2 separate regions of the Homo sapiens genome follow, and region 2 is linked to region 1. A link is a loop called in an ENCODE intact Hi-C map of the cell type or tissue named here. Cell type or tissue: K562. All regions are shown on one strand. Region 1 holds the start of FBXO6 (F-box protein 6). Region 2 has its middle 24 kb from the start of NPPB.

Region 1 (8,000 bases):
TCGCTTGAATCCAGGAGGCGGAGGTTGCCGTGAGCCGAGATCGCGCCATTGCACTCCAGCCTGGGCAACAAGAGCGAAACTCCATCTCAACAAAAAAAGAAAAGAAAAGAAAAAAAATTCCAAAAGGTTGACTGACTGTTACTAATTACTAGTATTGATTACTACTGTTTTCTAGACTGGGGTCAGCAAATATTTGTTTGTTTGTTTGTTTGTTTTAATTTACTTAACATATTTTTAGGGACAGGGTCTCTGTCACCCAGGCTGGCGCATTCATAGCTCACTGCAGACTCAAACTCTTAGGCTCAAGTCATCCTCCTGCCTCAGCATCCTGAGTAGCTGGGAGTACAGGTGTGCACCACCACTAATTAAAAAAAAAATTTTTTTTTGTAGAGATGGAGTTTTGCTTTGTTGCCCAGGCTGGTCTCGCACTCCTGGCCTCAAGTCATCCTTCTGCCTCAGCCTCCCAAAGTGCTGGAACTACAGGCATGAGCCACTGTGCCCAGCCCTAGCAAATGTTTTCTTAAAATGGCGGATACGAATATTTTAGGCTTTGCAGGTCACATTGTCTCTGTCACAATTACTCAACTCTCCAACTCTGCTGTTGTGTGAAAACAGCTCTAGACAATATGTAAACGAATGGACATGGCTATGTTCCAGTAAAACTTTATTTATAAAAACAGGCAGTGGGCCTGCAGGCCATCGTTTGCCAACCCCAGCCCTGTCCAATAGAACTTTCTGTAGTGATAGAAATGGTCTGTGTCTATGCTATCCATAAGGTAGCCAGTAGCTACATGTGACCACTGAACAGTTAGTAAGAGCCAGTTCCTAGTACAACTGAGTACCTGAATTTTTTATTTCATCTAATTTTACTTAATTTTTTTTTCTTTTTTGAGACGGAGTCTCGCTCTGTCACCCAGGTTGGAGTGCAGTGACGCGATCTCAGCTCACCACAACCTCTGCCTCCCGGTTCAAACGATTCTCCTGCCTCAGCCTCCTGAGTAGCTGGGATTACAGGCATGCGCCACCACGCCAGCTAATTTTGTATTTTTAGTAGAGACGGGGTTTCTCCATGTTGGTCAGGCTGGTCTCCATCTCCCGACCTCAGGTGATCCACCCGCCTCAGCCTCCCAAAGTTCTGGGATTACAGGCATGAGCCACCGCGCCGGGCACTTTTACTTAATTTTAACCTAAATAATACATGTGCCCCGTGATGAGTATATTGGACATCCTTTGGCAGCTTGCAGTTTCTTTCCATTCCTTTGGGCTGAATGATAATCCTGTGGAGTAGACCAGCAGGATTTTGCTCCATTTTATAGATGAGGAAACTGAAGCACAGAGAAAGGAATTGGTCTGTCCCAAATCACAGAGTTCAAACTAGAACTCCACTGATTTCTAGCTGGCACCAAGAACTCAGCCCCTTCCTTGTTCCCCTGCCCCCCTCAGGCAGTGCCACACTCAGAGTCTGCTCCCACCCTTTTTGTTAAGGCTCATCTTTTATTTCTTTTGTTTTTTAGAGACACGGTCTCACTCTGTTGCCCAGGCTGGAGCGCAGTGACGTGATCACAGCTCACTGCAGTCTTGAACTCCTACTTTAGCCTGTACTCCTGCCTCAGCCTGCCTAGAACTACAGGCACACACCACCATGCCTGGCTAATTTTTTTTTTCTTGTAGAGATGGTATCTCACTCTCTGGTTTGCGACAAGACTAGTTGCAAACTCCTGGGCTCAAACAACCCTCCCACCTCAGCCTCCCAAAGTACTGGGATTCCCGGTGTGAGCCGCCACACCCAGCCTGAGTCAGCTCCCTTGACCTTTCTCCCCCCTCTACCTGCCCTGCCAGGTCTCCCACACATTCTCCAACTACCCGCCCGGCGTCCGCTACATCTGGTTTCAGCACGGCGGCGTGGACACTCATTACTGGGCCGGCTGGTACGGCCCGAGGGTCACCAACAGCAGCATCACCATCGGGCCCCCGCTGCCCTGACACCCCCTGAGCCCCCATCTGCTGAACCCTGACTGGTAAACAACTGCTGTCAGAAAAGGGCTGGGCTTGGGAAGGGGAGGTGGAGGCCAGGTGTCCCCAGACCTCTAACCCTTGCCCCTAGCAGCCTCTTCTTTGTGGAGCCTCTCAGTGTGGGCAGCCCTCGCATGCTGGGGTCGGGCCAGCTCTCCCCGAAAGGTCTTGACCTGAATGATGGCCGGGGAAGCCTGCGTGTGCCCCTTTCAGAGACGGAGCACCTGAGATGTGGGAGGTGCAGCATGTTCCCCTGGGCCCCTCAGAAAGTCGAGCTTGGAGGCCAGCCTGGATCTGTCTCTCCCTTCCCCTCCTGGGACCATTCTACCTGTGTTCTTTGACCCTCGGAGCAGGGACAGGCAAGACAACTGGCAAGCTTGCAGCTGCCCTGATGGTGCAGGTGCAGGGAGGTGACCATGTAACTCTGACCAATCTGGGAAGTGGAGGGTGGGCTCATGGGCCGTGCTCTGCCCCTGTCTGCTGCTCCCAGTCTCTCGCTCTGCCTGCCTGCTCAGAAGAGGTGGCTTTGGCCCAGAGGCTCAGGCCGGGACTGAGATGGACAGACCCAGGGTGGGGTGGGGTCCAGGTCGGGTGTGGACTGTCCTCACTGTCAGTGGAGCCCCAGAAGCTAGATGGGTACCAGGTGGGGTTAGGTTCCCAGAGGACTGAGGGAATCCTGTACAGGATGTCCCAGGGTAGATGGGGAGCAGGATTGGGACCTGCTCTGACAGCTGGACACATGAGCCCTGGATGAGTATGGTAGGGGGTTTGAAGAATCCCCTGTCCACCTCCCAAATCCAGGCCCGGCCCCCTCTGGCTTGGAGAGCATTCCAAGCCCCCACCCCACCCCTAGAACTGCCATTCCCAAGACCTCTGTCTCCCAGCCAACCACCCTTGGAACTTGCCTCTTGTCCTGCTGGAAAGATAGCAGTGTTCTCCTGACTTCGCCCTACTGCATGCAGCCAAATAAAAGGTGTGCCCAGTCTAACCTGTGCCCTGTGGTTTCTGGAAGGAAAGGCAGACTTTAGGTGGTCCTGCCTGGACCTGCAGATGGTACAATGGCATGGCTTCTGTCTAAGGTACAGAGGGGTTGGCATTTCAGGAACCAGGCCATCACAGAAACAGGTTCATGGGCAGACCCCTCAGTGAGCTGCAGGTATCTCACCTGGCAGCCGTCCAGTACTGCTGGCTTCCTCTGGAGGCCCAGCCACAGGCTGGGGTTGGGGTGTGTGGACATCTCTGGGCAGCTCTTGAGTCCACCTTGTGCCAGATCAGCAGTGCCACCCAGGCTCTGCCTCCTGGTGTTACTCTTTGCCAACAGCTTTACGGACATTGGATGAAGCCGAAGCATTTAGAATGGTGCCTGGCACACAGTTGGTGCGTGATATGGTTAAGCTTTGTGTCCCCACCCACATCTCATCTTGAATGGTAATCCTGGGTGTTTAGGGAGAGACCTGGTGGGAAGTGATTGGATTATGGGAGCGGTTTTCCCCCATGCTGTTCTCATGATAGTGAGTGAGTTCTCACGAGATCTGATGGTTTTACAAGTGACGGTTTCCCCGGCTCCCTCCTGCCGCCATGTGAAGAAGGTCGTTGCTTCCCCTTCACCTTCCACCACCATGATTGTAAGTTCCTTTTTTCTTTTCTTTTCTTTTTTTTTTTTTTTTTTTTGAGATGGAGTCTCGCTCTGTCGCCCAGGCTGGAGTGCAGTGGCGCAATCTCAGCTCACTGCAAGCTCTGCCTCCCAGGTTCGCGCCATTCACCTGCCTCAGCCTCTGGAGTAGCTGAGACTACAGGCGCCCACCACCATGCCCGGCTAATTTTGTTTGTATTTTTAGTAGAGATGGAGTTTCACCATGTTGGCCAGGGTGGTCTCAATCTCCTGACCTCGTGATCCACCCACCTCGACCTCCCAAAGTGCTGAGATTACAGGCGTGAGCCACCGCGCCCAGCGATTGTTTCTTGAGGCTTCCCCAGCCATATGGAACTATAAGTCAATTAAACCTCTTTCCTTTTATAAATCACCCAGTCTCGGGTATTTCTTTATAGCAGTGTGAACATGGACTATAATCCAGTGCTCAATAAGTACTCCTCACATTTAGCTATCTCAGTCAAGGGTGAGCTAGATAAGGGCTTTGGCCAGGGCAGGATCACCACCCACCAGCCCATGGCAAACTGCAAAAGGACGGCCTTCCACGGAGAACATGTAGCCCTGACTGCAATTAATGTGTCCTGGGCCAGTCCCCTTGTGCAGTACACAGCCTGCACAACCCTTGGTGGTTGCCTGAACAAGGTGCTTGCTAAATATTTGTTGACTGATGGAAGAAATTCATGAACTTAATCCTGATAAAAAACCTCAGAGGTTTTTTATTTTTTGAGACAAGGTCTGGCTCTGTCGCCCAGGCTGCAGTGCAGTGGTACAGTCTCCACTCACTGCAGCCTCCCAGGTTCAAGCGATTCTCCCACCTCAGCCTCCGGAGGAGCTGGGATTATAGACCTGTGCCACCACGCCCGGCTAATTTTTGTATATTTAGTAGAGACAGGGTTTTTGCCATGTTGGCCAGGCTGGTCTCGAACTCCTGACCTCAAGCGATCCTCCCCACCTCGGCCTCCCAAAGTGCTGGGATCACAGGCGTTAGCCACCTCCTAGCACCTCAGGTTTTTTACCTTTGAGTCTATGAAGCCTGCGGAGGTCACGCCCTAGGGAAAGAAGGAGCCCACTGGGTGTCAGGTCCTGCCTCTAGGGAGGGGACCGCGGGTCAAGGGTGGAGCCCTGGGCCGCATAAGGAAGGAACTAGTGCGGAGGTCCGGGGAGCGGCCGCGCGTTCGGGAGCTTCGGCCCTGCGTAGGAGGCGGGTGCAGGTGTGGGTGCTGAGCCGCCCGCCGCCTGGAGGGGGAGACAGCTTCAGGACACGCAGGCCGCAGCGAGGGCCCGGGCCCTGGGGATCCCAGGTTCGTCTTCCCGCGGCGAGGGTTAGGGGCCGGGCCGAGAGGGACGGCAGCGGGGTCCGGGGCGGGGGTGGGGACCGAGCGCAGCGCGTGACGCGGCGGCGGGGCCCAGCGACAACGAAGCCGAGGCCGTAGGCTCGGGCCGACCTGGAGCTCCGCCGCTGCGCCCAGGTCGCGTCCCCGGGGGGACGGGCGGCGGGCGAGTGGGGAGCCGGGGTCTCCGGCGCCTGGGCGTTCACGGAGCCTGCGGGCGCTGGTCCGGGCGGCCAGGGGTGGGGGGCGCGGGCGGCTGGGCCCGGACTTCGACTGGGGGCCTGGCCCCGGGGCCACCCAGGCGGAGGCTCTGCGGCCGCCTCCACCCCGGCCACATCCCGAGGCCGGCGCCGGGTTCGGAGAACTGTCAAGGGACCTCCAGGCCCCCACACGCCTGCGAGATCCGGCGCTTGCCTTGCCCCAGCCACAGTTTCTGTTTCCGAGAAACCGGTGAAGTAACAATGCCACTAGAGCTTGCTGGGAGGGTGGGTGCGGAGAAGGCGAGCACGAGACGCCGGGCCGGGCAGTTGGGGACCCCGATCGGTGTGAGAGGGCTTCCTAGGGCTGGCATGGACTTCCCCACCACAAAATGCCCAGGGCCGGGGGGGGGAAGGGGCGCAAGAAAATGCGGACTGGGCCAGAGACCAGACTTCGGTCACCACGGTGGGAAGCTATTGGTGCCTAGATGCCTCTAGCTTGGAGCCCAGTGACTTTTATTTCGTCTAGAGTCTAGACAGTGCCTTTAGAAGCTGCCAGCATTTATTTATTTATTTATTTATGGCAGAGTCTTGCTCTGTCACCCAGGCTGGAGTGCAGTGGCATGATCACGGCTCACTGCAGCCTCGACTTCCTGGGCTCAAGCGTTCCTCCTGCCTCAGCCTCCTGCATAGCTGGGACTACAGGCACGGGCCACCAGGCCTAGCTAATTTCTTTTTTTTTTTTTTTTTTTTTTTTTTTGAGACGGAGTGTCGCTCTGTCGCCCAGGCTGGAGTGCAGTGGCGCGATCTCAGCTCACTGCAAGCTCCGCCTCCCGGGTTCAGGCCGTCCTCCTGCCTCAGCCTCCCGAGTAGCTGGGACTACAGGCACCTGCTTCTCGAGTAGCTGGGACTACAGGCACCTGCAACCAAGCCCGGCTAATTTTTTGTATTTTTAGTAGAGATGGAGTTTCACTGTGTTAGCCAGGACGGTCTCGATCTCCTAACCTCGTGATCCGCCCACCTCGGCCTCCCAAAGTGCTGGGATTACAGGCGTGAGCCACCGCGCCCGGCCTTTTTTTTTTTTTTTTTTTTTTTTGAGACAGATTCTCACTCTGTTGCCCAGGCTGGAGTGCAGTGGCACGATCTCGGCTCACTGCAACCTCCGCTTCCCGGGTTCAGGTGATTCTCCTGCCTCACCCTCCCGAGTAGCTGGGACTACAGGCGTCCGCCACCACGCCCAGCTAATTTTTGTATTTTTAGTAGAGACGGGGTTTCGCCATATTGGCCAGGCTGGTCTCGAACTCCTGATCTTGTGATCCGCCCGCCTCGGCCTACCGAAGTGCTGGGAATACAGGCCTGAGTCTGTGCACCCGACCTAATTTCTTTTTTTCTAGAGACAGAGTCTCACTATGTTGCCTAGACTACAAGCATTTTTAATTGACAACTTTTACATTTTTTTTCAAATGCTTACAGTTGCTTCTCAGAACTTAGAAGACTTGGCCACATTGGGTTTTTTTGTTATTTTTTTTTTCCATCAAAGCATTTTTCTTTTCTCTTTTTTTTTTTTTTTTTTTTTGAGACAGTTTTGCTCTGTTGCCCAGGCTGGAGTGCCATGGAGCAATCATGGCTCACTCTGCTCCAGCAGGCTCCTTCTTTCCCTAGAGTGTGACCTCGGCAGGCCTCATGGACTGTAAGGTAGAAAAATCTGAGGGGCTGGGTTCGGTGGCTCACACCTGTGAGCTACTGCAGCCTTGACCTCCTGGGCTCAGAAGATCCTGACGCCATAACCTCCCAAGTAGCTAGGACCATAGGCACTCGCCACTATGCCCGGCGAATTTTTTCACTATTTATAGAGACGGGGCCTCCCTGTGTTGCCAAGGTTGCAAAGCCTTTTTTCTTTTCTTTTTTTTTTTTTTTGAGACGGTGCCTTGTACTGTCACCCAGGCTGGAGTGCAGTGGTGCAATCTCGGCTCACCACAACCTCCGCCTCCCAGGTTCACACGATTCTCCTGCCTCAGCCTCCTGAGTAGCTGAGATTACAGGTGCACACCACCACGCCTGGCTAATTTTTTTGTATTTTTAGTAGAGATGGGGTTTCACTGTGTTGGCCAGGCTGGTCTCGAACTTCTGACCTTGTGATCCGCACCCCTCGGCCTCCCAAAGGGCTGGGGTTACAGGCTTGAGCCACCGCACCCGGCCTGCAAAGCATTTTTCACGAGGCACAAGTACCTCACCTGTTTTCTCTGCCATGTAAAGTGTTCCTCCCTGGGCAGAAGTGAGCATGCACCCACCCTCCTGTTTTCTGAGATGGGAGCCTTCAGAAGACCATGAACTGCTGCTTTGGCCAAGCCTCTATGGAAAATCAGAAGAGGCCACAGCAAAAGGCTGGGTACAGTGGCTCACACCTGTAATCCCAGACTTCAGGAGGCTGAGGCGGGTGGATCACCTGAGGTCAGGAGTTCAAAACCAGCCTGGCCAACATGGTGAAACCCTGTCTCTACTAAAAATACAAAAATTAGCTGGGTGTGGTGGCGGGCACCTGTAATCACAGTTACTTGAGAGGCTGAGGCTGGAGAATTGCTTGAACCCAGGAGGTGGAGATTGCAGTGAGCCGAGATCACGCCATTGCACTCCAGCCTGGGCAACAAGAGTGAAACTGTCTCGGGGTGGGGGGGAAGAAAAAAAAAAAGAGGCCAGCAAGGTTCTGTTTCCCTGCTTGTAGGTGGAGAACATTCTCTCCTCATGTGTAAGCAGATGAGGCCCACCTGAGTGACAGTGCAGAGCCCTGGCTGCCGGCCAACCCCCACC
Region 2 (8,000 bases), 220 kb after region 1:
CCAACTTCAAGAAGCTGCTGAAGGCATGTGTCCCGGGCTGCCCCGCTGCTGAGCCCAGCCCAGCCTCCTTCCTGTGCTTGCTGGAGGACTCGGAGCGGCTGACCCCAATCCACAAGCTGCTGCAGGTGCCAGTGCTGGTGGTGGAGCCCCTGGATTCAGACTCCTCTGTGCTGGTGGGCCTGGAGGATGGCTGGGACATCACCTCCCAGGTGGTATCCTTGGTGCAGCTGCTCTCAGACCCCTTCTATTGCACGCTGGAGAGCTTCCGCCTGCCAGTGGAGAAGAAGTGGTTGTCCTTCAGTCATCCCTTCAGCCACCGTGGAGCCCACACCCTGGCTGGGCAGAGCAGCGGCTTCACACCTGCCTTCCTGTAGTTCCTGGACTGTGTAACACCAGGTCCATCTGCAGTTCTCCATGGAGTTTGAGTTCAGCCAGTTCTACCTCAGGTTCCTCGGCTGCCACCATATGTCCCGCCGTTCCGGACCTTCCTACTTGACTCTGACCCTGAGAGCATTGAGCTGGGGCTGCTGTATGAGGAGAAGGGGGAACGCAGGGGCCAGCTGCTGTGCAGGTCTTTGTGGGAGTGTGTGGACCGGCTGAGCAAGAGGACGCCCATGTTCTACAATTACATGCATGCACCCGAGGACACAGAGCTCCCGCAGCCCTACAGCAACGTGTCCAACCTGAAGGTGTGGGATTTCTACACTGAGGAGATACTGGCCAAGGGCCCTCCCTATGACTGGGAACTGGCCCAGGGGCCCCCTGGGCCCCTGGAGGAAGAACGGTCTGACGGAGGTGCTCCCCAGTGCAGGCACCGCGTGGCGTGGCCCTGCTACGACAGCTGCCCCTGACCCCAGCCTGATGCTATCTCACTTCTGCTGGAGGAGCTGCAGAGGCTGGAGACAGAGCTGGGCTAATGCCCTCAGTGATGGAAGGACACCTGGGACCAGGTGAAGGCTGCACAGCGCCTGGAAGGCTGGCCAGACGGAAGTGGCACCCCTAGCTCCCTTCTAGTGTCCACTGCACCCCACCACCACCGTTCCTGGGTGTGTGACTGCCGGAGGGGCCCGTGGGCTCCACCCTGAGCCTCAGCCTGGACAGCGACCAGAGTAGTGGCTCGACCGCTTCTGGCTCCTGCCAGGCTGCCCGCCACAGCACCAGCACCCTGTGCAGCCAGTTCCAGAGAGCTGAGAGTGAGAACGGGTCCAACGAGGGCACTCTGTAGAAGAAGGAGGCCTTCATGAAGCCTTGGAAGGCCCGCTGGTTCATGTTGGACAAGACCAGCACCAGCTGTGCTACTGCAACCACTGTGTGGACACAGAGTGCAAGGGTGTCATCGACTGGCGGAGGTGGAGGCTGTGGCAGGGGCACGCCCTAAGACCATGGATGAGAAGGCTTTCTTTGACGTGAAGACAACACTTTGCGTTTACAACATCTGTGCCCAGGATATGCCCTTGGCCCAGCAGTGGGTGGACGGGATCCAGAGCTGCCTGTCAGACACCTGAGCCTCCCGGCCCCGCCCAGCTGCTCTGCTTCCGGTCGTTACTGACCACTAGGGGTGGGCAGGGCTGCCCCAGCCATCTTTACTGCCCCAGCCCTCAACAATATTGAGGCCCTGAGCCCCCAGCACATGGTGCATACAGCCCCTGCCCCATCCCGCCCCGCCCCACCCAGCTGGCCCTAACTTATTTTGGGGTCACAGCTGAGCACTGTCCCTGGAGGTGACCAAGGTACAGCCCGCAATGGGCCTGTAAATAGCCCAGCCCTGTCAGCGTGTGCTGGTCCAGCCAGCCGGCTGCAGGCGAGTTGTTTCTAGAACCAGAGTCTATATAAACAGAGAGCTAATGCCAAAAAAAAATAATAAATACATAAAGAAATCATACAGAGCAAGACAAATCATCCAGAAATCACCTCCAGGGAACTGAAGCACTTATTCCAGGACATTTGACCCTGCAGCCTGGTCCCTCTCTCCCTCCCTCCCGCCTCCATCTTTCCCCCCTTCCATCTTCTGTGTTCAGATAAACACCAAGAGCCTTCAAAGAGCCCCCGGGAAATAACTCAGTTTCTTGGGCACATATCAGCTGCCATGAATGGTTCTACACACTGAAGTCCATTATCTCAGTGACTGCGAGGACTGAATGAGCACAGCCTGGAGCTGAGTCAGTGTTCCATAAAAGTTGGCTCTTATTTTTATTATACTGGACACAGAAAGGCCAGATGCCTTCCCCAAAGCCCCTCCCTGTGGGTGGCAGTGGCCCAGGAAGTCTGGCACTAATGTCAGTGCTGTCACCTGCCACTCTGTCCTCAAGGGCCTCTGGGACATGCTGGGAAGGCAGGCCGTGAGCCAGATGTTGCAGAGCTGGGCCCTGAGACGCTGTCCCTTCAGTGACCTTTCCTGTCCAGGGCCCACAGCGGAAGCTGACATGTGTGCTGCCCCTCCCCTCCGCTCCCCTCCCCTCCCCACCCCATTCTACTCTATGGGCTTTGGTGGGAAAAAAACCAGGGCCCCATCCCCTGAGGCCTAGGCCAGTGCAGACATAGACCTCGAACTCTGCCCAACATGGATGGCCTCTGCCCAGGTGTGGGAGAACAAAGGCAAGGAAAGGCTCAAGGAACGTTCCAGGCATCAGGAAGCCAGGCTTCCCCTTCAGGGCTGTCGAGTGCTCAGGTTTCTATGCCTGTCAGTCACCAACACTTTTGCAGTGGGCAGCTACTATGTGCCAGGCACAAAGGGTAACTGGGCACACCTCTTTTCTTGGAATGGGTCAGAGGTTGTCATCAAGGAGGTGATGTTTAAACTGAGCTCAGGGGAATAAGGAGGAGCCAGGGTTCGGGGAAGAGCATCCCAGCAGAGGACAGAGCCAAAGCCAGCGCTTGAGGAGGCAGGGGTGGAAGGAATGTAGTGGTTTGAGGAGCCCTGGCAGGCTGGTGGGGCTGGAGAGGGAGGGTAGGTGGGCTAATTAATGCCCTCGCAAAGACGTCCACTCCCTAATCCCTGCAACCTGGGAATCTCACCTTATATGGCAATAAACAGACTTTGCAGAGGTGACTAAACTTTTGCAGTGGTGACTAAATTAAGGCTCCGGAGATGGGAAGACCATCCTGGATTATGCAATGGACCCTAAATATGATCACAAGTGTTCTTATTATACAAGAGGGAGGCAGAGGGCGACACCACCACACACAGAAGCAGGGAAGGCAGTGTGACCACGGAGGCAGAGACTGGGGTGATGCGGCCACAAGCCAAGGAACACCTGGAGCCACCAGAGGCCGGCAGAGGCCAGGAAGTATTCCCCTGACAGCCTCCAGAGAGGGCGGCCCTGCCACACCTCGACTTCAGCCCAGGGATACTGATTTTAGACTTCTGGCCTCCGGAGCTATAAGATAATACATCTGTCTTGTTTTACGCCACCGAGTTGTTGGCAATTTGACACAGCAGCCGCAGGAAACTCATACAGACGCAGGAGGAGAGCTTCGAGACGGTTTAGGAAACTCACATGGAGGGCAGCTCGAGGAGAGCTCTGAGACAGCTTAGGAGGCAGCTGGGGAAAGGGGGAAGGGGCTGGATTTTGTTCTTAGTGCTTCTCCATCCCCCTCTCATTCACCTCCTCCTTTCTCCCCTCAAAGCTCCTCAGCCCTTTTAAAATAATTTCACTTGTTGCAGTAAGCAGGTGTCAGTTTTTGTGAAGGTATGAACACGTTTTAAAACCTTGCGGAAGGTCGAGGCTGCAGTGAGCTGTGATCGCACTACTGCACTCCAGCCTAGGCAACAGAGCAAGACCCTGTCTTTAAAAACAAAACAAAACAAACAAAAAGACAAATATATATATATATAAAACTCAGAGACATTTCCTTTAAAAATAAAATAAATAAAATCTCTGGAGGAGAAACAAGCTTCTGGGCCCATCTCCTCCTCCCTCTCCTCCCTGCCATCTCTCCTCTCCTCAAATGTCCCTGCAGTGTGAACCCCGGCCTTGAGGCTGGGAGCAGGGAGGCCAAGAGAGGAAGCTGTACTCCGCCTAGCTCCTGGCTGTCAGCACCCATGGCTGGCAGGATTGCCACAAACTCTGGCGCTCTAAAGGCTGATAAAGCCCCACAGCCTGCACGTCTGGAGCCTGGGCCTCCAGCCCTGATAAGCTGGACCTGTCAGCACCATGGCCACACCTGCTGTAGGCAGTGAGCGCCACCCGCCTCCCCTGGCCACTCCCACTCACGGCTTCCTGTTCCCTGTGCACAGCCAAGCCCTGGCCACCATGCCTAGGCCACCCCTCCCTGGATGAAGAACAAAGTGGAGTGGCCATGGGCAAGCAGATTTGCCCATTACATTTCATCTCTGCATCCCCCCAACCCCATCCCGCTCTTAAGCACCAGCGCTGGGGATCAGAAGACCTGGGAGATTCAGGATAGGGGTGCTGGAGCCCACCAGGCACACAGTTCCCTGAGGAAGTCACATGGGCCGATCACACGCAGAGCATGAAGTGCTGTCAGCAGCTCCAACACATTCCTGGGATTCTCCAGCCCACCCCATGTGGCCCTGAGGGGAGTGTGCAAGTGCATGGGGGCTGAGAGCCTGGGTCATTGTCACGGCCAAGCAGGAAGCAAACTATGAGAGTCTTTGCTCCAGCCGGGATCACCTGTGCCCGCACGTGAGTGGGTACAATGTTCTCCATCCCTCGCCCGGGAAGTCATCGTTCATCAAGCCTGGGCTACTTCCCGTGGTGTGGAAAACCTCCACTCACCACAGCCCACCAAGCGGGCTCCAGGATGGACCCAGTCTGCCGGCTCTGGTAGGAGAGTTAGAAAGGCCTCTTGGAAAAGGTGGGCAGGCAGCCAGGGACAGGCACCCCTAAGAGATCCTCCAGGGCTCTTGCTGGTGAGGGACCCGCTCGCCCTTCTCACCGTCCTGGGCTTAGTTTAGCAAACACCTGTTCACACCTACCATGAACTCACCACTGTTGGACGAAGGCGACCCCCAAATGTCCCTGCCCTCGAGGAATGTGTAGTCAAAACAGAGAAAGACCAAACATGTTTTGTCGGGTTTTTTGCTTTGTATTTTATTAATTACAAAGCCCAGATGTCACCAAGTTTCCCACCAAACCTCAGAAATCAGTGGTAGAAAAATAACAAAGTAAGAAGCCCCAAGCCATATAATATAAACCTGGGGGTTCAGGCTAGAGGGGTGAGGGGCGTGCAGTGGAGGTTTTTTTGTTTGTTTTTGCTTTTTTGTTGTTTGAGACGGAGTCTTGCTCTGTCACCCAGGCTGGAGTGCAGTGGCGCCATCTTGGCTCACTGCAAGCTCTGCCTCCTGGGTTCACACCACTCTCCTGCCTCAGCCTCCCGAGTAGCTGGGACTACAGGCGCCCACCACCACGCCCGGCTAATTTTTCGTATTTTTAGTAGAGACGGGGTTTCACCGTGTTAGCCAGGATGGTCTCGATCTCCTGACCTTGTGATCCACCTGCCTCAGCCTCCCAAAGCACTGGGATTACAGGCGTGAGCCACTGCGCCGGGCCCTTTATTTTATTTTATTTTTTTTGAGAAAAAGTAACTCAAGTTTACTTTTCTCAAAAAGTAGTAGAAATCATGCCAGGCATGGCGGCTCACACCTGTAATCCCAGCACTTTGGGAAACTGAGGCCAGAGGATCGCGTGAGGCCAGGAGTTTGAGACCAGCCTGAGCAACATAGTGAAACCCCATCTCTAATAAAAAGACAAAAAATTAGCCGGACATGGTGGTGTGCACTTGTGGTCCCAGCTATTAGGAGACTGAGGCATGAGAATCGCTTAAACCGGGAGGCAGATGTTGTAGTGAGCTGAGATCATGCCACTGCATTCCAGTCTGGGTGACAGAGTGAGACTCTGTCTCAAAAAAAAAAAAAACAAAAACAAAAAACAAAAAACAAGAAAAACACACCCATATATGTATATACATATGATTCTATATATCCTGTATATATAGAAGAGGACGCACAATTAAAGGTAACTCCCTCCCATCGAACTCCCAGTCCCTCAGCTCCCACCTACTCCCCTCCCAGGCATCGCTGATCAATTTCTTATGCCTCCTTCATGAATTTTCCTCTACAGCACAAGCACATGCAATTTTTTTGCATATTTGTACTACTTAAATTATTAAGTTATTTAATTACTAAATTGTCTTAGAGATAATTCCATATGAACATATTTAGACCTAATAGCATAACCATGTAACATAAATTCCAAACCAGGATGCGTTGGTATGACATGGGTTGTGTTAAAAAGCCCCCCAATGGATGGATGTAAACCAGAACTGCCCCAGACAAATGTGTCTTAGCAGGAGCTGGGAGAGAGCCAGCCAAGCAAAGCTGATGCAGCCCCATTCAACTCAACACAGCTTTTCTGGGTGTGTTTTATTTTTATTTTTAATTTTTAATTTTTTAATTTAAAAAAATAGAAACGGAGTCTTGCCATGCTGCCCAGGCTGATCTCAAACTCCTGGACTCAAGCGATCCTCCCGCCTCGGCCTCCCAAAGTGCTGGGATTACAGGCATGAGCCACCGCACCCGTCTGAGTGTTTAACAAGCCTAAGCATGTGACAGTGGGACCTGGGGTAGGGAGGGTCAGGCTCTGAGCCCCCACAGGCACTGAGCCATCTCTACTCATATCCAGGAGACAGTATGGGGGTTCTGAGGGGAACAACTATGCCAGTTTTTGGGGAAACATGTTCATCATTTTCCTGAGCACTTCCCTCTACCTTTGCTACGGAAACCCCAGCTCACCCTCCGAGCCTGATTCAAGGCCCATCTGCTTGTCGGCTTTGGTCTCGGAGAGGTGCCACGGAGTCAGGCTAAAGAGCAGGGCAGGACAGGGGACCTGCTGGGGCTGACCGCTGAGCCACGGACAGCCCTGTGGGTGAGACCGGTGGACATTGTCCCCAAGCCCCATTCCAGCAGTGCACCCTCCCATGGTGTCATCCTTCTGGCCTCCTTTGGTAGACCAAGTCTCCTTTGCCCAGGTAGCCTGTCTGTGACAGCCACCTCCCTGCATTTCTAGGCCCCCATTGTCCAAGAGTGACCAGGGCACTTCCCTCTTGGTTTCCACCTCAACGAGGGCAACGTGTATCTCTGAGCCCCGGCTTTGTGCCAAGCACTGGAGTTACAACAGCAGGCAGATTCCATGGAGCTGATGTTCTGATGGGGAGCACCAGCACACAGCAAAAACGGTCCTACAAGAACAGATGGCAATAAGCCTGAGCCTAATGTCCTGGCCTGGGCAGGCCTCTCTAGGGAAGGGACATTTCCATTGTCTCACATTACATTGAGTAAGTGGGACTCAGCTGGGCGAGGAGGAGAGGGTGTGAACTTGGTGTGTTGGAAAACAGGAGAGATGGTCACGGGTCTAGGGCTTGGAGTGAGAGCTGGGCAGGGCTGGAATTTGTGGGGCCTTCTGGACGGTGATAAATTCAGACCCCATCCCAGGGCCATGAGCAGTCGCTAAGGGAATTTAAACAGGAGTGTGGGGACAGGATCAAATTTGCCACCCTCCCTCTCCAGGGAAAACACCTTGGGCTAAGAGGAAAGGCAAATGATGAAGCCTTGGACTCCAGGCCGGGGCCCTGAGAGGAGGGAGAGGGGTCGCCTCCATCTCCGAGCAGCGGGACTAAGAGCCCTTTGGCGCCTCACCCCAGGAAGTCGGCTCTGTAAGGACTTCCCCAGCTTCCTCTGAGGCCAGAGGAGGAGACAAAGAAAGAAAGTCTTGGGCTGGGCACAGTGGCTCACACCTGTAATCCCAGTACTTTGGGAGGCCAAGGCAGGCAGATCACTTGGGGTCAGGAGTTCGAGACCAGTCTGGCCAACATGGCGAAACCCCATCTCTACTAAAAAATCCAAAAAATTAGTGGGGTGTGGTGGCGCATGCCTATAATACCAACTACTCAGGAGGCTGAGGCAGAGAATCGCTTGAACCTGGGAGATGGGGGTTACAGTGAGCTGAGATCGTGCCACTGCACTCCAGCCTGGGAGACAC

The links. Hi-C counts contacts between places; a loop is a spot of excess contacts. Peaks named below come from ENCODE experiments on the same cell type or tissue, not always from the same donor. Only the 100,000 strongest peaks of a DNase experiment are listed, where the experiment ranks them.
Region 2: a loop joins it to region 1, with 4 times the contacts of the local background. A loop is called at or near these places in 9 of 110 quality-filtered maps.

Annotation. Positions count from the first base shown.
Region 1 is chr1:11,659,291-11,667,290 of GRCh38, forward strand. FBXO44 (F-box protein 44) reads left to right here. Exons shown (of 6, transcript NM_033182.7): 6 at 1,840-4,037. The coding sequence ends at 1,983. FBXO6 (F-box protein 6) reads left to right here and starts at 4,910. Exons shown (of 6, transcript NM_018438.6): 1 at 4,910-4,965. RefSeq lists silencers at 4,976-5,195, 5,246-5,315 and an enhancer at 5,436-5,485. In K562, a CTCF peak has its summit at 4,903; DNase peaks (open chromatin) are centred at 4,901 and 5,371; H3K4me3 peaks cover 1,298 bases.
Region 2 is chr1:11,878,909-11,886,908 of GRCh38, forward strand. It overlaps the pseudogene SBF1P2. Among named protein-coding and RNA genes, the nearest start is that of NPPB, 24 kb to the left of the region's middle. RefSeq lists enhancers at 1,280-1,780, 3,710-4,339, 4,340-4,967, 6,563-8,000. In K562, a CTCF peak has its summit at 3,249 (motif pointing right); DNase peaks (open chromatin) are centred at 850, 2,413, 3,313 and 4,163.